4 separate regions of the Homo sapiens genome follow, and all the other regions are linked to region 1. A link is a contact called in ENCODE Hi-C or POLR2A ChIA-PET data. All regions are on one chromosome and are shown on one strand. The core of a region is the stretch at or near the end of the contact, and the rest is flanking DNA. Distances in the headings are between cores, read along the strand shown. Region 1 has its middle 25 kb from the start of ZFP36L1. Region 2 overlaps RAD51B (RAD51 paralog B). Region 3 overlaps RAD51B (RAD51 paralog B). Region 4 overlaps RAD51B (RAD51 paralog B).

Region 1 (6,783 bases), core at 3,531-6,030:
GCCCCTGCGGCCACGCTATGGTCTTGCCTGGATCAGGGTGACTGGGAGGCCAGAGCACCCTCGCCTGTGAACCTGCGCTGAGAAGTGAACCTGCGCTGAGAAGTGAACCTCAGAAGGGGTCAGGTCACCACTCAGGGACCAGCATGCCCCCAGGGGCAGCCTCCTCCCAGACGGCAGTGCCAGGATGGGGCCATCTGGGGAGCAGGCTTGCACGGACCATGTCTCTCCGGTGTGGACTCAAGCTGGGAGTCTCAGCGCCTCGGGACTGTTTCCTCATCTGTAAGATGGGAGTGCTTACAGACAATGGAACATTATTTAGCCATAGACCAAGGTGTAATAACAATACATGTTACAACCTGGATAAACCTCGAAAACATGATGCTAAGTGACAGAAGCCAGACACAAAAGCTCTGGATAGGTGAAGTATCCAGAATAGGCAACCCCATAGCGACAGGAAGTAGAGGGTGGTTTCCAGGGCCTGGGGGAGGAGGGAAAGGAGAGCAACTGTTTAGTGGGTATGGGTTTCCTTTTGGGGTGATAAAAATGTTTTGGAACTAGACAGAGGCGGAGGTTCCACAACCCTGTAAATATACTAAATTCCACTGAAGTGTTCACTTTAAAATGCTTCATTTTATGTTATGTGAACCTTACCTTGATAAAAAACACAGGGGTGCTACTGACTTCACCAGCTGGTTTGGAGGCTTCAAAGAGAAGATGGCCGTGTAGCCTGAGCTCAGCCAGTGACACTGGTGAATGTCAAAGAATGGAAGCCATCGTGACCCTGGGGGCTGTGTCAGTTCCCTTGCCTTGCTGGACTCCAGACTGCGGGAGTCAGGGGCAGGAGCCAAGGGGGAGGTGAGGGCAGGTGGCTTCGCTGGGCACACCCCTTAGTCAGGGGCAGAGGGAGCTGCTGCGGCTGCTTCAGCAGCTGTGGGTGAACATTCCTATGCTGCAGGCCCAGGCTCCCGCCTCTGATTTGCTGCGCACTTTGGGTTGGCCCTTCAACCCTGGTTCGTTTCTTAATCTGCCCATATCTGCCTGGGTACCTGCTCTTCTGCCGCTGTATTGGACACCTGACCCCATCCTCATACCCGATTCCCACAGCGCAGGTCACTGCCAGGCAGTGTATTACCGATCTCTTGGTTCTGGGGTCTGTGGTCTATCTTCCCTACAGAATCAAGGGAAAATGGATCTGTTTTGTTCATGACTGTATTTCTAACACCCAGTGCCTGGCACATAGCAGGTACTCAATAAATATCTGTTAAATGAACAAATGTACAAATCCTCATTCTTTACGTAGTGGGTGCCAGGTCCTGTCTGTACTAAGTGCTGTCAGTAAATAGCTGTGAGGTCAATGTTATCATTATCTCCGTTTTACAGAGGAGGAAGCTGAGGCTCTGGGACATGGAATGGCCATAGCAGAGCTGGGATTCTGACCTGGCAGCCCAGCAGCAAAGCCCTCGCTCTGACCCACCCAGTTCTAAGCTGTCTTCTGACCTGGAGCTCCCACTCTGGGAGGCAGCTTGGGCCCTGAAGCATTCACTCTGCCTCCTCAGCCACCGGGCCCCGCCCACTCCCAGGGAGGGGCTCCCTCTGAAGCCGCACACCCACCACCCCGAGCCCTTTCTCAGGCTCACTGCCACCCCAGCCGGCTCCCTTCCCTGGGAACCTCCGTCATAAAGAAGGCGAGGCCCTGATCTGGCCTGTCTCTCCGCCCTGGGGCCTTCCTCACCTCAGGGAACCTTAGTTATACATATGGGAGTTACGCCTTGAGCTTGTATTAAGCACCTTTCATCTGGAGAGCTCCTGGCTGCTGGGAGGCTAATTAGCTGCTCTCTGGAAAGAGTGAGTAAGAGCTGACGTCCTAGCCAGGGAACTGCCTAGCTAGGCATGGGGCTGGCCCTCCTGGGAGAGGTGTGTGAGCCATCATCTTGGGTCACCCACTTCTCCATATTTCTCCTTCTGTAGGACCTCCTCACAGAGTCCCTTCTCTCTGGCTAATGATGAAGCCCACCGTTTATTGAGTGCTTATTATGTGCCAAGAGCTTGCTAAGCCCCTTCGCCTGTTAAATATGTGTGCAGAGCAGTAGGGCCGTAGGACTACATAAATATATGTGTGCAGAGCAGTAGGGCCGTAGGACTACATAAATATATGTGTGCAGAGCAGTAGGGCCGTAGGACTACATAAATATATGTGTGCAGAGCAGTAGGGCCGTAGGACTACATAAATATATGTGTGCAGAGCAGTAGGGCCGTAGGACTACATAAATATATGTGTGCAGAGCAGTAGGGGTGTCATGCGTTAACAACTGTGATGGAGCCCTACTCCTTGCTGGCATGGGACCAGTACTTCTGCACATGACCTCATGGAGTGGATGGGAAGCCTCTAGTGTGCTGCCTGGCACGGATCAAGCACTTGCTAAGTGGTAGCTATTATCAGTAATCTTCAGAACAGCCCAGTGAGGTAGGTACCATGCTATTCCCATTTCTCAGATGAGGAAACAGGCTCAGAGAAGTTAAACCACTTACTGGCTATCACAGAGTCAGGAATAGAGTTGGATTGATTTGATTGATTCTAAAGCTGCACATAGTTTTTCAGCTGCTCCCCGCTCCCTTCCCCTAACCTGGAGTCTGTTAACGACAAAGGCCTTGCTTTGCATAATGCTAGGGTCATGGGGTCATTGGGCAGGGCTGTTCTCGTCCATCTCTCCAACAGTGCACTGGTGGGCTAGGCATGGATCAGAAACCCTTGGAGATCATCTAACACAACTCATCCGCACCCCACATTTTTCAGATGTGAAAACGGGACAGAAGGGACTGAGCAAGGTAACAGGATTAATGGGATGATACCTCCTTGTCAGCACAAGGGATAAAGTGGCAGTGGTTGGTGGTCATCCTGGCCCCTGCCATCAAGCTGGCATTGATACAAAGTAAGAATCATTAGAACACTAGAATTCCTGGCTGCCATTTGTCAGCCTGGCCCACCTGCAATGAGTGACCCCAGGGATGTTTGGGTGGGGTGGGGGTGCACACAGCAGGCTGGAGCTGAGACTGGGGCGGGGAGGGTGTACTCCACCTACCTGCCCTCCAGGGTGCTTGGCGCCTCCTAGGGCAGGCTGGCCTCTTTGTGCCATGCCCCACAGAGCATTGCAGTGATCCTAGTGCAGAGCACATAGTAGGTGCTTAAAAATGCTCATTGGAGAAACAGCTGGATCCTGGACTGCAGGAGGGAGGAGATGGCACACTGAGGGCATTGATGGGTAGATGGTAACATCATGTCTGTTCATCATTACTCAGCAGACCTGGTTCCATCAGATGTGACTGCCCTTCAGGCCTTACAGAAGGTACCTACATAAATCTGCTCAGGCAAAGAGAAGTTTGTGGGCTGTGGGCACCTGGCTGGGGTTCCTCAAGGTGGAGCATTCTTCTTGGCACTGACGGGGGTAGCTAAGATCTGAGCATGCAGGCAGGCCCTCTTCTCCCCTGGATGCTGCCCTTCTGAGGAGGCAGCTCTGTGGGTACCAGAGGCATGGGCCTAGGAGGCTGTGACCCCCTGCCTGGCCCCCTACCAGTCTCTGCTTCTACAGACAGGGTCTGCATCTTACCTGCTCCTCCTGCCAGTTCCAGTCCCCTCCCCATTCCCCTCAGGACCTCATCCCTCCTCCTGGCCTCAGCTTAAGGGTTTCCTCAGAGAGGTCTTCCTCAAGAACCTTCCCATCCCAAATCTAAATGAGTGCCCCATTTATATATGTTCTCTGAGCACCTGATTCTTTTCCTTCATAGGAATTTGAAAGTCTTTTCAAATGGAATCTTATATTTCTTTCTAGGTGATTTGTTGAAACAAGTCTGTCTCCTCCGTTAGACTAAGCTCCGCGAGGGGTGAGAAAGTTGTTCCGTCCACTCGTCCTCCGGGGCTAGCAGGACATATTCTGTATTAAATGAGTAGATGACAGAAACCCCGTGAGAGAAAGAGTGAGCCGAGCCAGTGGTTCTCTAAGTGTGGCTCCAGGACCAGCGGACCAGCAGCTCAGCATCGCCTGAGGATTTGTTAGAAATGCAAATTCTCTGACTTGGTTGGGGGACCCAGCAATCCGGGTTTGAAAGAACTGTCCAAGGGGGGATTCCTGTGCACACTGAAGTTTGAGAACCACCGAAGGCGGCAAATCCCCTGCTGTTGGGTGAGTGTGCACTGTGGCAGCTTTGGTGACCTGTAAGAGGAACCATGGATGAGCAAACCCCACCTTCAAATGTAGCAAAGGGCAGAGAGAGGGTGGACACGTCACCCAGACCCCCAAAAGGGGCCCAGACGTGTTGTTCGGCGAGCTGGCCACTGGAGGGCAGTGTGGCCACGTCCATCGTGCTGCCTCCGAGGGCTTCCGGGGGAGAGCGGCCGCGGGAGGACGGGAACGAAGCCGTAGCGAGAACCTCGCCCCACGCCGCAGCCTCCTGCAGCAGCGTCGGCTCGCCGGCCCCTTGCGTTCCGAGCCGCCCAGGGAGCTCAGCCGCCGCAGCCCCGGCCCCTGTGTCTCCCCTCGCGGGCCGGGCCTGGTGTGCACGTCTGGATGGCCTCGGGCCTGGAAGGTTTGCGAGGCCCCGGGAGCCGCAGACCGCGCCGGGGAGGAGATCCCGGCAGGCCGGCCGGGGCAGAGCGCCAAGGAGGGCGGCGGAACCTTGGCTGTTTCCCGGGAGGCCAAGGGCAGCCTTCCCGCGTGATCCGCGCGCTGCCGAGCGCGTCGGCCATCTTGGCGGCCTCGCCCGGGCCCCGCGCCCGGCCCGGCTTGGTTCTCGCTCGCGGCTGAGCAGACGCCGGGGTGGCGACGGGAGAGCCCGACCGCGAAGCTCGGCCGCAGGAGTGCGTGGGCGTCGCAGAAGCCCAGGAGAGCCCTGGACCTTGGTAGCTTCCCGGGGGTGCTGGGAAACGCCACCCCAGTAGCCGCCAGGAAGGCAGGCCTGAGCCTCCGAGCCTCAAGTGAATTGGATGGTGCCAGTCGCCCTTCTTCTTTTTGCCCCATATTCAAAGAGCGGGAAGTCAGAGGGCGTTAAAGTAGGTCACAGCGGTCAGCAGGTTTTTGTGGGGCAGGCAAGTGGCAGGGTCCAAGGCCAGGCGTAGTATCTGGTTGCCTAAGATGCTTGGGCAACTCCTTCACCGGGCACACCAATCTCCGAGCCAGAGGTCAGGGACTGGCCCCGCGGAGCTGGCTGCAGGCGGCCGATGCATTCCAGTCCCTGACCACCATGGGGACTTGAGGTGCCATTCTGAGGAGCCCCAGGCCCCACCACGCCTGTTGCCTCTGTCTAGAGTAGTTCACACATGGATGCTGTCTCTCTGGTACTTGGGTGTTTCTCAGGTTCCAGAACATCCGTTCATCTTACCAGTCCTTCAAGGTTCAGCTTAAAGATCAGCTCCACCAGGAAGCCTTCCTGGATTTCCCCTCTTAGTTTCCAACAGAATCCGTCTCTTCCGTTCTCTGCCCACCTTGAGTAGCAGTAGCTTCAGCTGTAGACTCTCCTGTTTTTCCCTTACAGTCTTTGTTGCTGCATCCTCTTTCACTGAATTGTTGATGTGAGACCCTAGACTCTCTTGTTTTTTCGTTACAGTCTTTGTTGCTGCATCCTCTCTCACTGAATTGTTGAATTGTGAGACCCTGTGAGGGTCGGCACCCTGTGATACTGGCCAGGAAAGGGTTGTTGCAAGGGGATCATGGGATTGTTGAATGGGTTTTGATCTGGATTTTGATGTTGGAAATCAAGTTCCCAAATGTTTTCAACCTTGGGTAAAGGAACATGTAATGGTGTTTTTTAAGGCTGTCATGGAATCCTTTTGTGTGTTTAATTGCTTTGTTATTTTAGTAGAAATGTCAGGGTGTCAGAGGAACAAAAGCCATGGGTCTGAGCCCAAGCAAGAAGACAAACCACTGAGCCCGTGCTGGGTGCTTCCTCTGCGTGGCCTCAGGGTCAGGGCCTGTCAGATGGAATGGCAGGCTGCGGGTCCAGCCCCAAGGTCCAACCAAGGAAGCTCCTGGGGCCTTGGCCGAGCTTGAGGCTGTGATTTCAGACTCCTCGCTGGTCTAGGTCGGTATTTCAGAGGAGGCAAAAGAGAAAGTGCCTTCACAGCCTTGGAGAAGACTGGGAGCTAAAGGAGACATCCTTGCTTTTTCCTTTTAAAATAATAAGCCAAATGTTCTCCCATGAAGGACTCCAGAAAACCCCGTTCATGCCTCACCCACAGATGATTTGCTGAATGCTCATTAAGGGGAAAACAAAGAGGTGGTTTTGTTTATTTATTTAAAAGGAAAAATAAATGAGCTGTGACAAAACAATTTGAAACCAGGCCCCTCTGAGACCTGGGCTTTCACTTCCTTGATGGGAAGTAAAACAGAGAATCAAATCCCCCTCCAAATAAAAGTGAAGTTAATAATCAGACAGCTCGAGCCCTGGCCACATCCTGTCAGCCCCCTCCCTCCCTAGGCTCTCTGTTTATAGCTGCCGAGTGCTTTCCCTCCAGAGCCCAAGCCGGCTTAACCCTTTCCTCCCCATCCAGGGAAGCCCAACCCTGCTCTTGAGACTGGAGGTGGGTTCCTCACACCCACTGGTGCTGGCCTAACCTCAGCAAGCGGTGGCTCTCCCCAGGCCTGCCGGCATGGGCCTGTGTCCCCCACAGGGCAGCCAGCTTGGATTTGAGTGATATTCTCTGCTTGTCCTGCACAAAGCCTGAAAGTGTCACCTTTCCTCTCCATACCTCCAGGGGAAGACTAGGCCAACCCATTCCCATTCCAGACGCCA
Region 2 (6,676 bases), core at 2,453-4,952, 610 kb after region 1:
ACAAAGCCACCTCCAGAACATGATGAACCATAGCACTTAGAACACTGATCATCTCTCATTGCTCAAACAAATAAGCCTTTAAAATACTGACATGCTTTACTTGGAGTTTTTTTATTTATGCGTGTCTTAACTGATTTCAAAAGAATCTTAGGGAGTGGGGGCCGTAGAAGTAATCTAGACATCCCTCCCCTCCACCTCCCCATGCTAGAAGATTCTTTTTCACATCATTCTGTACAGAGGCCAAACATTTCAGAGATAAGAGTGCTCCATTGGCTTGGTTGCCCCACTGAAGTTAAAGTTGGTAAGTACCAGGGGTAACACAATTCCCCTGCCTAAGGTTTCCATGAGTGGCCTCCTGCTAGAGTAACATTTTGATCTTTTTTGTTTCAGCCCACTTCAAGGATACCAAAAAGAATTTTTGTGCAGATATGAACTAGGTTTCCTCCTCTCTCATTCACAGTCGAGAAGTCAGGTGCACCCCTGGCTTCAGGATGCACACTTTCTCCTTCTCCTTCACACAGGAACTGCCCTCCTCCTGCAAACAACAGTTGTCCAGGGCCTTACCTGACTCTGAGAGTGTGTTTAACTAGGGAAGGGTATAAAAGGCCTGATTGTAGCCACAGATCAGGCCACATTCTCTAATATGGTTTTACTGGAATAAAGCTGACATTTTGTTCTCCATCAACCTGATGCCAGAGTCCATTTCTCAACAGGGAATGAGAAGTGATTTTTTTACTCTCTTAGACACCAATGGCATCTACTCTTTCTCATCATGTAACTATGTTAATATTTGAAGGTTGTCTTCATATTCCTCTTTGGTTTTTCTCTTTTCCAGCCTGACATTAGTTCACCGTTTTTCCTCTTAGGATGTAAATCCAGACCTCTTATTCTCCTGATTATAATGGTCAAGGACCCCCTTAATGACAGACCTGACCTAGTACTCTGGACATGGACTCTTAGAGAAGAACTACTGCCACCATGATCCATGATGCTATATTCTAATAATGCACCCTCCTATTAGTTGTTCTTTTTTAAAAGTAGGTATACGTTAGTATTGAATCACATTGAGTTTCCCACCAACTAATGTCCCTAAATCTTTTCCTTATTACTTGCTATCAACCTAAGCTTCCTCCTTCAAGACTTAACATACTATTTTGTTAACCTTAGCTTAGGACTTTACATTAATCTGTGTAAAATTCTGACTCACTGGTTCTAGTAGCATAATACAGTTATGAGCATGGGCTTTGGTGATAGACAAATGGTCCTCTGCCATCTGTGCCTCTTATTGGCTGTGGGACTTGGGTAAATGACTTAGCATATCTGTGCCTCTACATCTATCTATAGAATGGAATATTACTAGTATACACCTCAGAGGGTCACTGTGAGGATTAAATGAGAGAAGTCATACAACACATTTAGCATTTTGCCTGGCACACAGTAAGTACTCAATAAATGCTACATATGGTTGTTATTAGCAAATCCGCCCATCAACCTACACAGATCTTTAAAAAATCCTATCTCACTTGTTGCAAAAGCACATTATTTGTGCTTTCGTCAGAAATTTTTAATGAGAAAATTGGATAGAACAGCATCACTAGACAGGTTCCTGAGGCTTACCCTGAGGACCCCTCTCCAGATGGACATTAGTCCATCCATCAGGTCAAAACTGCCAGTGGACATTTGTTCAACCAGCTATGAATCTACTTAACCTCAACAAGACAACAAGAGTATCATAAAAATCTTAGCCAAACTCCTCCCAGAAATAAAAATCTATCCCTTGACATTTCCATAACCAATAAGATGAACTGTGAAAGACTTTAAGGATGTTAGAAATAGGAATGTTTTGTTTTCAATGAGCTCATATTGACTCCTAATAATCACATTTTTCTCACACGTAATCATTCAGTAATCCACTCTAAAAATTTGCTGAAGATCAATGTCCTGTGCATTCTGGAACATGTCTTCTTCTTCACTCCATTTCTTCAAAATTAGGATAGTGTCCAGTGCCATTTTCCATTACTATGACACCAAACCCTATTGCTATCATTTCTCATAAATGATGTGATTACACTGGCAAATTCTGTCACTACCCAGTGCTGTGGTTCCAATGGAAAGTCCCCAGTAGTGAGTTAGGAGGGTTCTAAACCAGTCCAAATTGTTCAGCAAACTGCTGACCACCCAAAGGACACACATGGTGGTATTTACCTTGCTGCTGGTGCTGCTGTTGTTGCTGCTGCTAACAGCTCTATGTAAGGCTCTGAGTCAAGTATTTTACATGGATTGTCTAATTTAATTCTCAAAACAGCCCTCTGAGGTCAGTGTAAAGATAATATCCTTTTTAGAGCGGGGTCTTAGGTCATACAGCATGTAAGTGGCTGACCTAGTATTCAAACCCAGTTCAATCAGATTCTAGAGCCAAACTTCCAACCAAGTGCCATATTATCTCCCTTTTTTACTAAATGGCACTATTTCATTGTATGAACTGTACAGCTTGGGTCCAGTCCCAGCCTTGCAGGCACAGAAATTTGACCTTGTCAGTATCCCAGAGTTGAATAGACTTAGGCATGATGCCTTCCCCTGACGAAGTTCACAACAAACTGGTGGAGCAAACGAGAATGCCAATGTGTTGATTTACAACAGTTATGTATCTGTCATACAGACCATAACAATCTGACCAGAGCATTTTTCCCTTTAGAGGGTTCTACTTACAGAGGCAAACTGTAAACACAAGACATCATAATAGGAGGCATTTGCTATAGAACTTGAATGTTAAATTGAATTTCCAACAAAGAAGGACTTGCCAGTGACACTGAAACTTTGAAGACTACCAACATTCACATTTCTATGGACAGTTACTGTGGGTACAGGGCACAACCAGTGTTTGCCTCTGGGTGCTTCTGATGTCGACCAACCCCCTTTCTGACACACTGGTGCATTACTTACGTCTAGGCCAGTCTTTGGCCTAGAGACAATGACTTTCCTTAGGTGACTTTCCACAACTATGCTCTGATATCTGATGGTTTTATATATTAATTTATTTCCCAACCAAGTTGTTGAGTAACCTTCCCCACCATATCTAGTCTACAATCTATAATATAATTCACTCTGGCCTAAGGCCTTTAATTCATTTAAGAAAGCTAGGAGCTCTCCTACTTTCTTATGTTTTATTTTTCTTTTTTCCCCCTTAAAGCCATGTATACCATATTCAGTTGGCAACACAAAAGAGGTGCTACAATAGTGAAGGTGGTACAAAAACAGGACCTGAGATGTTCTTTTCATTCTTCTATCTTCTCCAAACATTGGTTTCAATGGGGAAAGCGGGTGGAGGGAGGGCAATGTGATTAGAGAGATTCTTGCAGGCAGGGAGCAAGGCCCTTGAACTAAAAGTGGAAGTAGCCTTATATTCAGATAAATCAGTCACTAGGCACTGGGTGGGGAGGGGAAAGGGTCACAAAGAATGTTCTGAGCTAGGCCACTTAATGATTTTAGACATGCCTACCTAGGAAATGCACCATGTGGCAATGCTCTTGTTCTGACCACAGCACATTAGTCAGAGAAACATCCTCAGAGAGAAGATCAAGGAAGACAAGGCACATGTTTGAGTGTGGGAACACAACTGACACTAAGTGAAGCTTGACAACCTGAAAATGAAAGTGACTGGAAATGAAGTGAAACCATTCTGTTAGTAAAGAATGGAATGCGAAAATGAAATGAACATTTTAAATAGAGCACACTGCCCTTCATTTTACTTGGTGACTCAGCCTGGGAGTTTCTGTAATACATACAGAATTCTGTTTGGTGAAGTGACCTACTTGCTCTTTGTGGGCGACCATATCGTGAACAGCTGGGGAGTAACTCACTCCACGTCAACATGATACTGATCACAAGCGCATTTCCTTGCTTTTGCAGAGTGCAATGGAGATTTCAAAGCACTTCTTCCCAAGTATTTTCTCCTTTAATTCTCACACAAACTCTGTGAGATTGTTGTCCATTTTGTTACAGGTAAGAAAACTATTTTAAGTTCAGTGTTTTTTCCATGATACTACAGCAGTGGCAGTTACTACTAGAGCTCATGCAGAATTCACTGAAGGCCACCAAGACACAAGACACACACAATGGTCATTCCATCACCCTTAAGTAACCTAAGGCCTGGTCATGTATATACATAGAATGGTATGTTACCATCCCTAATATCTTTAAGATCAAACCCACATGTACAAGAACATTTTTAAGGTAGTCCTATCTATTTGGCTCCAGAGTATTTGAATACTGCAATATAAATACTGATCACCTTTATTTGCTTCAGGCATGGTGTATAAAAATTGTCATCCCATTGAATAAATCCCTTGTTACCTGGTCTCAACGTTCCTAACTATAGAACTATTCTAAAGATATTCCTGGCTGGGTGCGGTGGCTCACACCTGTAATCCTAGCACTTTGGGAGGCTGAGGCAGGTGATTACCTCAGGTCAGGAGTTAGAGACCAGCCTGGCCAACATGGTGAAATCCTGTCTCTACTAAAAATACAAAAATTAGCTGGGCATGGTGGCGTACGCCTGTTGTCCTAGCTCCTCAGGAGGCTGAGGCAGGAAAATCACTTGAACCCGGGTGGCGGAGGTTGCAGTGAGCTGAGATGGCGCCACTGCACTCCAGCCTGGGTGACAGAGTAAGACTCTGTCTCAAAAAAAAAAAAAAAAGGTATTCCTAGAGTATGTTTCGCTCAGACTAATACAGCCTGATGAAATTCCAGTGCCAAATAAGGAAAAAGATCGTGTGCTCATGGAGGAATATTACTGCCTGGCAAGAAGCTTCCTTTAATACCACTTAAAAAGATTAGCAGGAGGAAGAAAATCACGATTACAATAAAAGAATTATCACTAAAATTTCTCAGTGCAATTCCTTTCTTTGATGCCTAAACACAGGACCTTCTATTCTAGCAAGATGGTAGTTAAGGCATGTGTATCCGAAGGGCAGGAGATCCCTAAGTGGGTACAGAATATCTTACAATCATCTTCCCAAAAGTAGATTAAAAGTGGACTGGTGCATTTTTCAGATCTAAATATTCTCCTTTCTCTTCGCCCTCACTTCTGCTCTTTTAAATGTTGGAAAAAAAAATGAACAAGGCAACAAAGAAAATTTTAAAATGCTCATGGAAAAACTCATCTTCTAGAAGGGAATCTTAGTGGGAGGGACAATTCCTCTCAGAGAGTTATCAGTGAAGCTGTGAAAATATGAGGCCCTGGAAGCCAGAGGTGTCACCCAACAAGGCTGCAGCAAGGACAATTAGCAATGGCTGCTGTGCCCTCTGTCACTGCCTCAACTTAGAAAGGATGTCTTTGTCAGCCTCAGGATACTTAGCATGGTGCCTACCTCACAGAGAGTTCTATAAATAATTGCTGAGTGAAATCAGATGAAATGGAAACAGTTTCAACATGTCCCAAAAGTATTAGATACTTGAGTGCTAGAGTGGAATTGTTCTCTATTGGAAGAAAAGAAAAAAATATACCATTTTGAGTTGCAAGTCTTCAAGTCTTGCAATGTGAAGGATGACAAAATCTTCCTGATCTCCAAACTGGGTCACCTATCATGAAAGAGGAAAGCACTTCTGCAAAGTGCTACACCCTAGAAAACATCTTAAACCACTCAACAAAACAAGATTTCACCTCAAGGGAAGACTATCGAAGATCTCCACAGATTCCATTCAATTCAGTAAAGATTTCACTTTCAGATTGCCCATAGAGGTTGCCTGTGGGTGCTGGCTACTCAACTGCTGCTGAGCACAGTGCAACTCTATCATAATGCAGCTTGTCATCCCACAGATGTAATATCCACTAGGGTATAATATATAACCCCAATGAGTTTTACTGTTGAATAGAGATGCTGTAATGTATGGTGCAGCCACAGACCTGCATGGAGGGTCAGTTAACCTGAGTTCAAGCTCTATCATTTTCCAGCTGTGTCCAGCATGGACACATTTTATCTCTCTGAGCCTTGGTGTTTTCCTGTGGAAAGCAAGGGGCTTAAAGCAGATAACCTCAAAGATCCTCTCTAGCTTCTAACATTTGTAATATTCCATGACTCTGTGAAGAAAAGCAACTAAAATTAAACCCTTTATTGTTTATATACTGCATAGAAAACAAGTTGATACATCAGAAGGTCACACGGACATGATCCTGTTAGAAAAACCAGCCCTTTCTGTGGCTGAAAGGAATGAGAATATCTTGGCTTTCAAAGTGGGCAAAGATTTGGTTTGGACTTCTCTCCAAAAGAAAGCATGTCTCAGCAGTCAAAATGATGCCAGTAGCCACAGGCTGGGTCATTGCTTTTAGTGAGGCCCAGCAGGCACAACACAACTTTCTTAATTACCATTACTATAACCTTTACCACACCTTGTTTTTCTTGGGGACTCTCTTGGTCAGGTAATCTGGGTTAGATCCAACCCAATTTATAAAATTTGAGGCTTTTCCCACTGTAGGTAAGATTACATGCTATTTTAAGAAACCTCTTGGGGGATGAGGAAATATGTTGTTTTTTTTTTTAAATATTATACTGTATATCGATTCCAAATGCTAGCTGAACTTTTAAAGAAAAACATGAGTTTCCCTAAAAATAGCCTGTCTACAATGCCTCTTAGACTTGGGCACTTTATACACACAGTATAACTTGCTTAGCCTGCA
Region 3 (5,902 bases), core at 2,643-5,142, 630 kb after region 1:
CACAAAACTGGTCCCTGGTGTCAAAAAAAGGTTGGGGACCATAGGCAAGCCTCGTCTGCCTGAATTCTATTCTTTCTCCCTAATCTACTCAAGAACATGATATAATTCCTTGCCATGATCATGTTTTTCCTGTAGCCTTTAAAATAATTATTTTAATGCTGATAAATTTGCTATCAGTCTGTAGTAGCAGCAAATAATCTTTAGTTATTGTCTTTGCGACAAATAGATATGCATTTTGGATCTATGGAATTCCTTCCTCTTGCAGGAATAGCAAACTGAAATGATGAATTCAAGAGATTCAAGAATTTGCATGCCACTCCACTTGCCCTATACAGAAACTGAATTTCTTTAAGGCTAAATCTAACATGTTGGCAATACTTTATTATGTAGTTATTATTTATTTTTCAATGCGCAGTCTTACATTGTTTCATCTGATTTTCATAGAAACCCTATGAGGTAGTGGGGCTGAAAATCATCCCTATCCTTTTATTTTTCATGATTTTACATTTTAAGACATTTTGGCTGGTGGGGGTGAAGTAGTAAATACAAAAGGAGTACACTCCCAGTGCATAAAATTTGGAAATAAAAACAGAACCAAACCAAACAAAGAATCACTCCTAGTCCCACTGCTAGATACAACATTATAACCACTTAGGTTTCCAATATTTTTCAGTTATTCTTTGTATTTAAGCCTGTTTAAAGATGAGAAAATTTTCACATGTGTAATGAGAGTCAAAGCTAGGACTAAAACTCATGAACACTTTCCCTCATACTAGGAAGCCTCTTCCTTCTTATTAATCTGTCTCTCTTTCAAAATGCTCAAGCATTAGAAAGAATAAATCTTCAGAAACACAGATTTGGGGATTGTTCATATTTTGTTTCCATTTACAGGTAAACTTACCAATGGTCTTTGGAGAGAAGCACCTGCAGCATAAAAATTGTTGTCAAGCACAATGATTTTTAAGATTCTTTTTAACTCTGAAACAATTGTTCTCCTTCTTCTTCTTCCTGTTTTTTTTTTTGGTTTTTTTTTTTTTTTAGACAGGGCCTTGCTCTATCACCCTGGCTGGCTGGAGTGGTGCAGTAGCAAACTCACTCTAAGCAGTAAGGCACAGTGGCTCACGCCTGTAATCCCAGCACTTTGGGAAGATGAGGCAGGTGGATTGTTTGAGTTTAGGAGTTTAAGACCAGCCTGGGTAACATGGCGAAACCCTGTCTCTACAAAAGAAAAAAGAATACAAAATATTAGCCAGGCATGGTGGTATGCACCTGTAGTCCCAGCTACTCAGGAGGCTGAGATGGAAGGATTGCTTGAGCCCAGGAGGCAGAGGTTGTAGTGAGCTGTGATTGCACCACTGCACTCCAGCCTGGATGAGACAGTGAGATCCTGTCTCAAAAAATAACTTTTTTTAAAAAATCTCACTATAACCTTGCACTCTTGGGTTCAAGTGATCCTCCCACATCAGCCTCCCAAGTAGCTGGGAGCATGCCACTGGGACATCCAAGTACAGGTGCATGCCACCATACCCGGGTAATTTTTTTTTTTTTTTTTTTTGAGATGGAGTCTCCCTCTGTCGCCCAGGCTGGAGTGCAGTGGCGTGATCTCCGCTCACTGCAAGCTCTGTCTCCCAGGTTCATGCCATTCTCCTGCCTCACCCCCCCCGAGTAGCTGGGACTACAGGTGCCCGCCACCACGCCCGCCTAATTTTTTGTATTTTAATAGAGACGGGGTTTCACCATGTTAGCCAGGATGGTCTCAATCTCCTGACCTCGTGATCAGCTTGCCTCGGCCTCCCAAAGTGCTGGGATTACAGGCGTGAGCCACTACGCCCGGCCTTACCCAGGTAATTTAAAAAATTTTTTGTAGCGATGGGGTCTCACTATATTGCGCAGGCTGGTCTCAAACTCCTGAGCTCAAGCAATCCTCCCACCTTGGGCTTTCAACGTGCTGGGATTACAGGTGTGAACCATCGTGCCTAGCCCAACTCTGAAACAATTCTAATCTTCTCTGAATGGAACTGCGGCTAGAGGTCAAGAATCAGGATCAATAGGATAACAGATGTGTGACGGTTATAATACTGAGTGTCAACCTGATTGGACTGAAGGATGCAAAGTATTATTCCTGGGTGTGTCTGTGAGGGTGTTGCCAAAAAGTTAAACATTTGAGTCAGTGGACTTGGAGAAGCAGACCCACCCTCAATCTTGGTGGGCACCATCTAATCAGCTGCCAGTGTGGCTAGAAAGAAGCAGGCAGAAGTTGGACTTGACTTGCTGAGTCTTCATCTTTCTCCTGTGCTGGATGCTTCCTGCGCTTGAACATCAGACTCCAAATTCCTTAGCTTTTAGACTCTTGACTTACACCAGTGATTTGCCAGGGGCTCTTGGGCCTTTGGACACAGACTGAAAGCTGCACTGTTGGTTTCCCTACTTTTGAGGTCTTGGGACTTGGACTGGCTTCCTTGCTCCTCAGCTTGCAGAGAGCCTATTGTGGGACCTCACCTTGTGATCGTGTGAGTCAATACTACTTAATAAATTTCCCTTCATATATTCATCTATCCTGTTAGTTCTACCCCTCTAGAGAACCCTAACACAAGATGAGAACAAATTAAGTCAGTCAAAATCCCCCAAATAAGAAGTTAACCAAACTAAAATCAAAATCATAAACCAACATCATAAGTTGGAACAAGTGTCAACCAAGGAAAGAAAAGGAATACAGGTCCAGTAATCAACCTGAAGTTATACATCTAAAAAGTGGTGTGGCCAGATTAAGCCCCTAATCTAGGTGGCTCAAAGCTTATGTTCTTTTCCATGTCTTACCTCTCTAGGTGTAGTCACAGAGAGTCTATGCGCCTTAAATCGCTAAGAAACTAGGCATGTTTGCAAATGCCTTAACATTTTCCCCGGAAGGTGAAACCTAAAAAAGTGGTTAGCAAACGTATCTCAGAATTTGTTTCTGCAGTACATGTCTCTTTCAGTTTCTACAATGTGGTGAGGAAATTAAACATCTCTCTGGCTCTCCTTTACCACATGAACACCCATGTGTATGTGGATGCATGCACACACACACACACGTGTATGCATGTGCAAACACATACAATTTAACCATCTTCACTTCAGATGGTCTGACCTTCAAGTCAGGTTACCCATAATCAGAAACTGGAATATATAAAAAGGACATATGAAAAAGAATTTAAATTGAATTGAATATTAAAAGTTACAGAACTCACATATTCTCTGTTCAAGCAAATCCTGCTGCCCTTAACTGTGCAAACACATTTGTCTATAATATGTAAAATCATTACATTTGGAGATAAAGTTAAAACCAACATGTTGATCCAAACTAGTGGGAAACAAACTGAAATGCTTACAGCAGTCAAAATTGGAAAAAGTAAATCACAGAGTTACTCAGTACACTGCATAGCTGTTAATTTAGCTTTGGAAAACTCTCTCTTAAAGGAGAACTTCTAAATTGAAGCACAAGATGGCTTGAATAGAGGCAGTGGTTTGTAAGGGAGGAGGAGATTCCACAGAGTACTGAGACCACACATTAGACACCAAGGCTTCTCAAGCACCTCTTCACCTAACCCACTGTATTCTCATGGCAAAACACCTCATGATGCTCTAGGGCATGGAAACCATAATCTATATAATGCATACATCATTATATTCTTTAGGTGGCAATGGATCTAAATGAAAAATATACATAAATGTACTGTCTTAAAGCCAGTTGAAATTATTAGGCATATAAGATTGGAAAACAGGATGCCTGACTTTTACTCAGAGTTTTTCCAGTGACTCACCGTGTAATTCTGAGGACATAACCCTTTGATCCTTAGCCTACAACCCAGAGAATTTTAAATTGTGCTCCTCCAAACCCCCACCTTTGGAGGCACCCTCTCCAGCTTCTTTTGCCCTCAGATGAAAGGATCTGTAGACATGGAAAATGGTTGTTTGGTGATTTCCCGTAACTTCCTTTCTAGTATTTCAGTCATTCTCCTTTTACATCTGAGGGACACTGCAGAGAAATCACTGCTTTGCATAATCAAAGCCACAGGCTTAAAATTTCACTACTGGAGGGGGCAGGCTGAGAAGGAACAAGTCCGGCTTTAACACCACAAATATCTCCAATTACCAAATGTGGGCAGAAAAATGACAAAAAATCAAGGACAGATAGAAAGGTCCTTGGTATTCTTCAAAGCTTCCCTTTGGGATGAAAGTTCCTTGAGGCTTCCAAGGCAGAAAGCCTGGGCAGTCTGCACACCTGGGGTGCATTAGTGAGCCCTGGACTCGAGGTGAAACAGGCTGAATTTCATCTAGATGCTTCCCACAATCCGCTCTCATAAAACTCAGAGTAATTTACCAGCTTAGGAACATGGCAAGGTATTCATGGAGCACTAAATCTGGGGATTACCTTCCAGAGTCACTGGATAAATCCCACTGCTCATCTTTGTAAATACACCTTCATCTTGATTACCTTTATCTCAAGGGGAGTTTCATTTTGTTTGCTGTGGCACACGGTCAAGACTAAAACCCACCTTCAAATCAAATCATTCTCACACCTCTCCTGAGAAGTCTTTCAAAGAGCATCCAAACATTGATGTAACTAATGGGTGAGTTTTAGCATTAGGCTATGTGCCCTTCTAAATACAAAACACCAATGCCTCTGCTGTTGCTTCCCTTCCCTCACCTGCTATGTGGAGGTGATGATAACTTGTCTTGCCAGTTCCCCCAATCTGTATGAAAAGGAAGTCTCACTGTAGTTACCTGGCAGGCTCTAACCTTGCCACAGCAGCCAGTATGGTTGTTCCTGCCCAGAAAAGCCCTTGGTCTCACATTTCCCTAACTCTGTCCTGTACATCTTGAAGTATAACTCAGCACAGAGCTCACCCAGTCACCCTAATCAGTGCATTCTATACATCTGCTCGCCGTCTTTCTCCATTCCCAGCTACTTAGAGAAGCAGATCATAAGGCAGTAGTTTTGCATTCTGGCTCTGCAATTTGCTACCTGTGAGACCTTGGCAAAGTTACTTAGCCTCTTTTTGCCTGGGTTTCCATATTTGTAAAGTGGCGATAATGACGACAGCTGCTCATAAAGTTGTAAGTATTAAATATATAACCTTATCGTGCCTGAAATGTAGTAAAGCACTCAACAGCATGACGATAATCATGATGATACTTTTTCATTATCAAAGTCAACTACTTTTCTTAAAAAGAGTACTCCTCTACCCCGGCCCTCTCTAACATTTACAATCCCCTCATCTAACAGTGGGCAGAGTGGCCTCCTACTCCCAAACCACAACTAGCTAGAACAAACTGAGCCATTAGTAAGCAGGCTGTAGGATAAACACGTTTGGGCAAAATAATAGATGAAGGCAAAGTAAAGATGAATGTTAGCGCTCCCCAAACCATCTGTGCTCCATCAAACTAGACATTCTAAACACGTAGGCTATGGTTCAGAATCCATTCAAAGTTGGGGTATTTTAAGGTGACAGGTGGCAAAACTTTAACCATTAGGGTGACTTATGGAACTAGGCAATGCTGTAGCCTATACATGTTATTCAGGACTGAGGAATTGTCGGTGCCATAGGCCAAGCTCTAGTCTCAGAATGCAAGGGGGGAATAAAGGGTGGAATACAGGGCACCCTCTCCCCCCATACACAAATATACATTCTACCATCTGTTTCTACCATCTGTGCAAGACCCAACTGTCTTGAAGTCAGACCTCAACTGGCTGGTGTCCTAGTGTTTGGGACTCCTTATAAGCCATTCACATCTCCCATGTGATGTAAGGCATACCACTCCTATGGTGTGATGCCCTGAAAGATGTAACATCTGTTTACCCATGTCATAGCCTAGCATTCTAATGCATGCTTTCTATGGTAGTCTTACTCCTAAAAGTTAC
Region 4 (6,547 bases), core at 938-3,437, 770 kb after region 1:
ACTCATGGGATGCCACACTTTCCTTTCAACCTCACAAAAATCCTGCTTTCTGCAACAGAGATTACAGTTCAGTAACAAGCAAAATGTAAAATGTGACAATGTTCTCATTGGTCATTGATAAGCATTCACTAATTAGATTATAGCCAGTAAGAAAGAGACAAGGTTGGGGGCGGGGGCAAGCAAAGAGGGGTATAGAGAGAGAAAGAGAAAAATGAGAAATAAAAGAAAAAGTTATCTTTACTAAGTTCTCTGTTTTAAAGTAACAAGGACAAGGACCAAAGTTTAAGAAGAAGAAAAACATAAATTTTTATTATACTGAAAGGAATACTTACAGTTATTTAAATAAAGATATAGAAAGTTGACCAAAATCTAAAAAAATTTAGATGGAAACCAGGGTGGATCTCTGTAGACAACCTAATATTCTGACAAACTAAGTCAGGGCCAGGATAAGGTCAAGAACTCAAAATACATCTTGTGTTTTGACTTTTAAGCAGTTTGAAGAACATGGGGAACAAGAGAGAAAAGAAAATCATCAACACTGGCCCAGTGATACTCTTATAACTTATTCACCCCACTATTTGAAGCAAATAAAAGAGTCTCTATCACACTGTCCTTCTCCTTACACTGATTTATAGAATTCAGAACTAGAATTCCCAACACTTCATATCCTTTGGTTTCAAAATAATTTGAACCTAAAGATATCCATGTAAATTTGTTTAAAATGCTTCTTTCTTTTCCTGATGGACGCTTGCTTGCACTGCTGTTTTCTCAAGAAGACAGTGAGAGCAGTCATTTGAGTTGCTGGCACTGCTTTTCCTGGGCCAGTTACAAACAATAGGAAGCTGACAGTAGACAAGAAAAAACCTGTTTTTGTCATCATGCTTTGTTGCAGCCTGATGGGCAATAATGTTGGGTACCATATTTAGCTATGTGCTTTCCCTGTTCTTTAAAAAGTTTATGGTTTGGTACTCATTTGTAAAGTTTCAGCACAGTTCCTTCTTTTACAACCTTTTCTGCAAACAGTAATGGAAAAGCTACCTCATGGCACTTCACATAACTTTAGCCCTCTAGGGGTTTTGCCATCTTTGGCAATTTGGCTTTCAAACCCAAGATCTCACTTATGCTTAGTCTTAGTTTGTTTTTTAATTCCAATCTATTTCTTCAGAAGAGGGTTACTCTCCCTACTTACTTATCAGAAAGCCTTTTTAACATTAGTTTTCAAATTAAATACCAGCCCAAGGTTGCATATCAGCTCTGTAACTTTTCTAAAGATTTGCAGATCAAGCCAGGGAAGTAGTCTGGTTCGCTTTTGTAGAGAAAGTAATACAGACACATTTGGAAACTACTACTTAGTTCAAGATTCCAAGTTCCAAATCTCACTGAAAATAATTGGGGCTTGAATTCCATTTTTCTTCCCATCTAAGAAAAAGTTGGTACTTAAAAATTGTAAATCTCCTAATATTTCTCAGTCATCAGATATCTTTTCCAAAATGGCATTCTGATCAGTATAATGCAAATGAATCACGAATTAAATTCCACCCAAGATATTCCTGTACTAAAATTCAAAGGAAAGTGCTTGGCAAAATGCATCTTAGGATCTGCCAAACCCCAAACATGTAAAAACAAATAATAACTCTAGGATGTTTTGCCAACCCCAAAAAAGCCAATGGCCACCCCTCTTTGAGAATGTCTTCAGGTTTCTGAATGCCTTCTATTTAGGCTTCACAGTCTAAGTCCTTGGGTGTCAAAGGTCAAGAACCACCAACCAGAGAATTAATAAAACTGAAGCTCTAGGTAAATAAACTTCAAACTCCTAAGCTCTGTTAGAAAGTTTCACACATAGTTCATCTGTTGAGAGAGTTTTTTTTTTTCCCCATTCAAAGAGCATTTAGCCTTAGGATTGCTTTCATTCAGCAAGGATCACCTACATTCTGATTCTTGTGGTTATTAGAGCAAATCACAGGGTGTTGAGAACTTGGCTTCTTCCATCTTAATAAAACAGTTCAAGTCAGAGAGGCAGTTAATCCCTGGAAGGCTTTGTGATCCCATCCCCTGACATGTTTGATAAATATGGAAATTGTAAAATGTTCTGACTTGTTAAAATTTTTTAAGCCTGCTTAACATGCTCTTTGGCCTCAACATGCACAAAGTGCTGACTTGGCATGCCTCGGAGCCTCCATCACCTTCTCTATTGTGTATACACTGACAACCCCTGAAGCATAAATAAGTCACACTTCACAAAGAATGTTTATTCTATGCTCTAAGAGGGACGCTCCTTTTCTCAAGGAAACAAAAGCATGGGAAAGGGGAGGGAGAAAGGGTGTGTACAAAAATATGTGGCAGAAAGGAAAAAAAACCCTTCAATTCTAAATAATTACAAAATTGAAGACCATAAAAAAATCTGGGTTAGGGATAGGTATGTCTACATTTGGCTTATAAACAGATCTTTCAGAGTCTGAAATTACCATGGTAGGAAACAACTATTCCTCTTTGTTCCTTGCTTTACAAAATGTAATGAATAATATAGTTTTCTTTCAGTACCTCCTGTAATTCAAATGAGTCCACTCCCCTTTAACGCTATTCAAAGTTAAGAAAATAAAATACTATTATGACCTGTATCTGGCCACCAGTGAGCAAGAAAACAAGCTCTGATTACATGAATAGATGCAACTTCTACTCATCTCAAATAACTAATCATCTTGGAGACTGAATAAACAACTATATAAATACTGAGAAAGAAGGCTTGTAACTGTATGAGCCAGGTGCAGTGTTTAGAAACTCTGCAGACATAAAATTCAAAGGGAAACTCTGTGAAAAAATCACACAGACAGTATACTCATGAAATGCTGATGACGCACTGGAGTACTTCAGAATCTATAGCCAGCTACATTCATCAGTTGTAGACATTATTGATATTCCCAGATCCAACCATCAAATTCCCAGCACTTTGACTGTTTCCAGAAGATTGCTTTCATGGGGTCTCCTGAGGCTGCTGCTTATATTAAACTTACAATTACGAGCAACAACAGCAAAAGTGAGAAGCAGATGGCTGCAAGGTAGAATGGAAACAGAGGCCTCATGGATGCAGAGATAGGCACATCTTAGTAAAAAGAAAAGCAGCGGTAAAATAGCTGAATGGCAGAGAACTGGTGGGAGAAGGAAAAGAAGCTAAGAGTCAGGATGACATCCATACTATTAAAACTATCCAGGAAAAACTGAGAATTAGCTATAGGCCTGTAGACAGTTCTCAGGGTCTGCCAGTTTCAGGCAGACAGGAAAAGAAATGACCAGACCATTAGAAGGGGCAAGAACTTGACCTGTGGCTGCTGGGGAAGAAAACAAGGATTAAAAAAAAAAAAGAGAGTATAAATGTTGACCCTCAGGCTAGTCCTGGTACTCCAATTAAGGAAGGAAGGAAAGTGGACAAATTATGACTTTAGGAGAGAAAAAATAATCAAAAGGATTGAGAATATTATCTTCTACCTTAGCATCAATATCACATGGCTCAAAAATAGTTGCAGCTCAGAATAGCATGGCATGAAGAAAATAACACTACAGAGAGACAAGGAGACTGTATTAGTGCATTCTCACACTGCTATAAAGAACTACCTGAGACTGGGTAATTTATAAAGAAAGAGGTTTAGTTGGCTCACGGTTCCACAGGCTGTTAAGGAAGCATGGCTGAGGAAGCCTCAGGAAACTTACAACTGTGGCAGGAGGCGAAGGGGATGCCTGCACATCTTCACATGGCAGAACAGGAGAGAGAGCAAAGGCGGAAAGGGCTATACACTTTTAAATAACCAGATCTCATGAGAACTCACTCACTATCACAAGAACAGCAAAAGGGAAATTCACCCCCATGATCCAATCACTTCCCACCAGGTCCCTCCCACAACACTGGGAATTATAGTTCAACATGAGATTTAGGTGGGCACACAGAGCCAAACCAGATCACAGAACAACCAAACTAATGACCCAGTCACCCATCTTCTCCTACGGGAGGCAGAATACCCAAATGTTAAGCTCAGTGCTTCTCAAACTTTAATGTGCATGAGAATCACCTGGAGGATCTTGTTCAAATGCAGATTCTGATTCAGGAGGTCTGGAGTGAGGCCAGAGATTTTGCATTTTCAAAAAGCTCCCGGGTGATTCTCTAAGAATGCTGTGAGGACCAAGGGCTCATATGGACCTTACCCAGGTAAGTTCTGGCTTGCCTCATGACCTGGACAAGTTGTTGAACTTCTCTGATTTTTTGGTGTCTTCATTTACTGAATAGAGAGAGCAACGCTTATCACATTGATGTGAGGAACAAACAAGACAATTTAACTTAATGCCTAGCTATTATCATCACTAGCACAATAGTTCCCAAAGCAAAATAGACATACCATTGGTGGTAAAAAGAAAAGTCTTTCTAAAATTGTAATTGTTAGGCAATATTTTAATAGATACTAGAAAAAACATAACTATTACCTTAAACCCAAGATTTCATGAGTATTATCACTTAGGATAAAGCTAAGTTTAAAAGAAAAAGTTAATTTAAAAAATTACAAAGTAAATAAAAGTACAAGCGGTACAGAGATAGAACAAATATGGTGAGGATGATACTCAGTTGACTAAAGTTTGGGAAACATCAATTAATACCAGGGTTAGCAAGCTCCTTGAAGTCAAGGGCTTGACCAGATTATCCTACTATAAGGAGCAGGTGTGTGGTAGAGTTTAAACGCAGTTCAATTCTTTCTGGTCATTTAAGTCTTAGAAGCTATACTTTAATCAAATGATACTCATCTTCATCCTTATTCATATATGTTGCATAACTATGCTATCATGAATTGTGAAGCTATCCATAAGATTAAGGGAAACAAATTCTGTTGAATACAGCCATTTTCCCCCTTGATACTTACATTAACCAATCTAAACTACCTCCCAACAGTGGGTAGATAACAGAATTATTCCCCCAAGGAAAGGAAAAGCTATGATTTTATGTATCCAGTATTATGATGTTTCTCTTTTCCCACAAAAGTAGTGTAACACCATTCTTAGGTAATTTGTGGTCAAAGAGATGGATGTGGATAACTAAACACTTTACAGCTGAATTTGTCATACCTTTAACAGCAACCATTAGAGCAAACAGGAAGTCTAGGGTCATAGGTGAGTAGGAAACAGCATATTATGAGTAGTACAGTTTTCAAAAGAGAACTATAAAAGGCTTCCTGATGTATGTAGCATCTAATGTCTGATGTACTTGAAGCAACATCTCATTCTTACAATTTTGCTGTAGAAGGCTGATGGGTTTGTTTAGTTAATAAATAAAAGGTAAACACAGGCATATGCCCAAACTTCAGTCATTCACTTGTCTGTGACGTGAACCACTTCTCCAATGAATTAGATAATAGTTTTCAAATACTGTCCTGAAAGAATATTTTCTCAAGTTTTTGGTGCTATTCATAGTATAATGGTTATAGATATATAACACACTTTTTTTTTTTTTTTTTTTTTGGAATGAAGTCTCGCTCTGTCACCAGGCTGGAGTGCAGTGGCGCCATAATGGCTCACAGCAACCTTCGCCTCTCAGGTTCAAGCGATTCTCCTGCCTCAGCCTCCTGAGTAGCTGGGATTACAGGCATGCGCCACCACACCCAGCAAATTTTTTATTTTTAGTACAGATGGGGTTTCACCATGTTGGCCAGGATGGTTCTCGATCTCCTGACCTTGTGATCTGCCTGCCTCAGCCTCCCAAAGTGCTGGGATTACAGCATGAGCCACCGCACCCGGCCAGATATAACACACTTTTTAATATGTGTTATTAACATTTTTTCCATCACTTTCTTAAGTCTAGACAATCAGCAAAACAATAAATCAGCCCCTGATTGGTTGTGTTTGCTGATTTTCATGGTGTTAATACTTCTACCATGGCTAATTTGAAGCTATCAACATGATGTTAATGAACATGAAGTTGTGAAGAGATATACAATAGTATACACCATTATATAGTATTTCCAATACAGATACAAGAGACACAAATAACCTCAAGAGCATAGATAATAAAATGTAGTAAAACATAATTACTGAGTTTTGAGTATTATCTTTGTTTTTAAATAATTTATTTAATTGTAAGTTTATATAGTTTAATTTTTACTGATAACTGGCTCACAAAATTTCTGAAAATTTAATCACTAGATCTTGGGAGCTGGTGGGGGCTGCCTCCAACACATCATTGGCCACGTACCACATCCCACACATTGTTGCTACCACCCAATTTACATATCAATTTTGAGTTTTCTAAGTTAAAAAATTCTTGCATAAATGTGATAAATTTTGTGTGTTAAAGAAATGACAATAAAAATAACCATACAGATATTATGATTTGTATATTTTATATAGCCAAGTTTGTAGTTAACAATGGAAAACTTAAGAAATATTTCTGCCCTTCAGGCTTTACAAAATCAAATAATAAAAGCACCACTGCATCTTGAGGGAGAAAGGTAGGAAACAGATATTCATTTGAGTAAGAAAAAAAAAAAGGATATCAAGCTATGAATAAAAATAT

Evidence for each region. A loop is a pair of places that touch in the nucleus more often than their neighbours do. ChIA-PET counts read pairs that join two places held with the same protein, here RNA polymerase II (POLR2A). Pooled maps may share reads with other maps.
Region 2: a loop to region 1 is called in a map with no recorded cell type, with 9 times the contacts of the local background. The contact joins two enhancer-like sites. A Hi-C loop is called at or near these places in 8 of 37 single-sample maps with no recorded cell type and 11 of 50 pooled maps. POLR2A ChIA-PET finds 5 or more read pairs at or near these places in 5 of 52 experiments (CD8-positive, alpha-beta memory T cell, OCI-LY7, activated B cell and 2 more).
Region 3: a map with no recorded cell type shows a loop between it and region 1 (8-fold over the local background). The contact joins two enhancer-like sites. A Hi-C loop is called at or near these places in 6 of 37 single-sample maps with no recorded cell type and 7 of 50 pooled maps. POLR2A ChIA-PET finds 5 or more read pairs at or near these places in 2 of 52 experiments (PC-3 and endothelial cell of umbilical vein).
Region 4: a pooled map shows a loop between it and region 1 (2.1-fold over the local background). The contact joins two enhancer-like sites. A Hi-C loop is called at or near these places in 1 of 168 maps with a recorded cell type or tissue (sigmoid colon) and 2 of 50 pooled maps. POLR2A ChIA-PET finds 5 or more read pairs at or near these places in 1 of 52 experiments (B cell).

What each region holds. Positions count from the first base shown.
Region 1 is chr14:68,814,413-68,821,195 of GRCh38, reverse strand. No RefSeq gene overlaps it. Among named protein-coding and RNA genes, the nearest start is that of ZFP36L1, 25 kb to the right of the region's middle. RefSeq lists enhancers at 4,089-4,138, 4,239-4,288, 4,163-4,902, 4,919-5,148, 5,229-5,448 and 2 more and a silencer at 4,389-4,778. Within about 2 kb of position 4,780, at least 41 of the 41 ENCODE cell types and tissues checked have a DNase peak (open chromatin) inside an H3K27ac peak, as active enhancers do; they include OCI-LY7 and PC-3, where a contact is called at or near this core.
Region 2 is chr14:68,207,982-68,214,657 of GRCh38, reverse strand. All of the region lies in intron 7 of RAD51B (RAD51 paralog B), which reads right to left. Among named protein-coding and RNA genes, the nearest start is that of RAD51B, 390 kb to the right of the region's middle. RefSeq lists enhancers at 3,450-3,729, 3,900-4,099. Within about 2 kb of position 3,702, at least 16 of the 41 ENCODE cell types and tissues checked have a DNase peak (open chromatin) inside an H3K27ac peak, as active enhancers do; they include OCI-LY7, where a contact is called at or near this core.
Region 3 is chr14:68,179,746-68,185,647 of GRCh38, reverse strand. All of the region lies in intron 7 of RAD51B (RAD51 paralog B), which reads right to left. Among named protein-coding and RNA genes, the nearest start is that of RAD51B, 360 kb to the right of the region's middle. Within about 2 kb of position 3,892, at least 4 of the 41 ENCODE cell types and tissues checked have a DNase peak (open chromatin) inside an H3K27ac peak, as active enhancers do; they include PC-3, where a contact is called at or near this core.
Region 4 is chr14:68,038,376-68,044,922 of GRCh38, reverse strand. All of the region lies in intron 7 of RAD51B (RAD51 paralog B), which reads right to left. Among named protein-coding and RNA genes, the nearest start is that of RAD51B, 220 kb to the right of the region's middle. Within about 2 kb of position 2,187, at least 3 of the 41 ENCODE cell types and tissues checked have a DNase peak (open chromatin) inside an H3K27ac peak, as active enhancers do.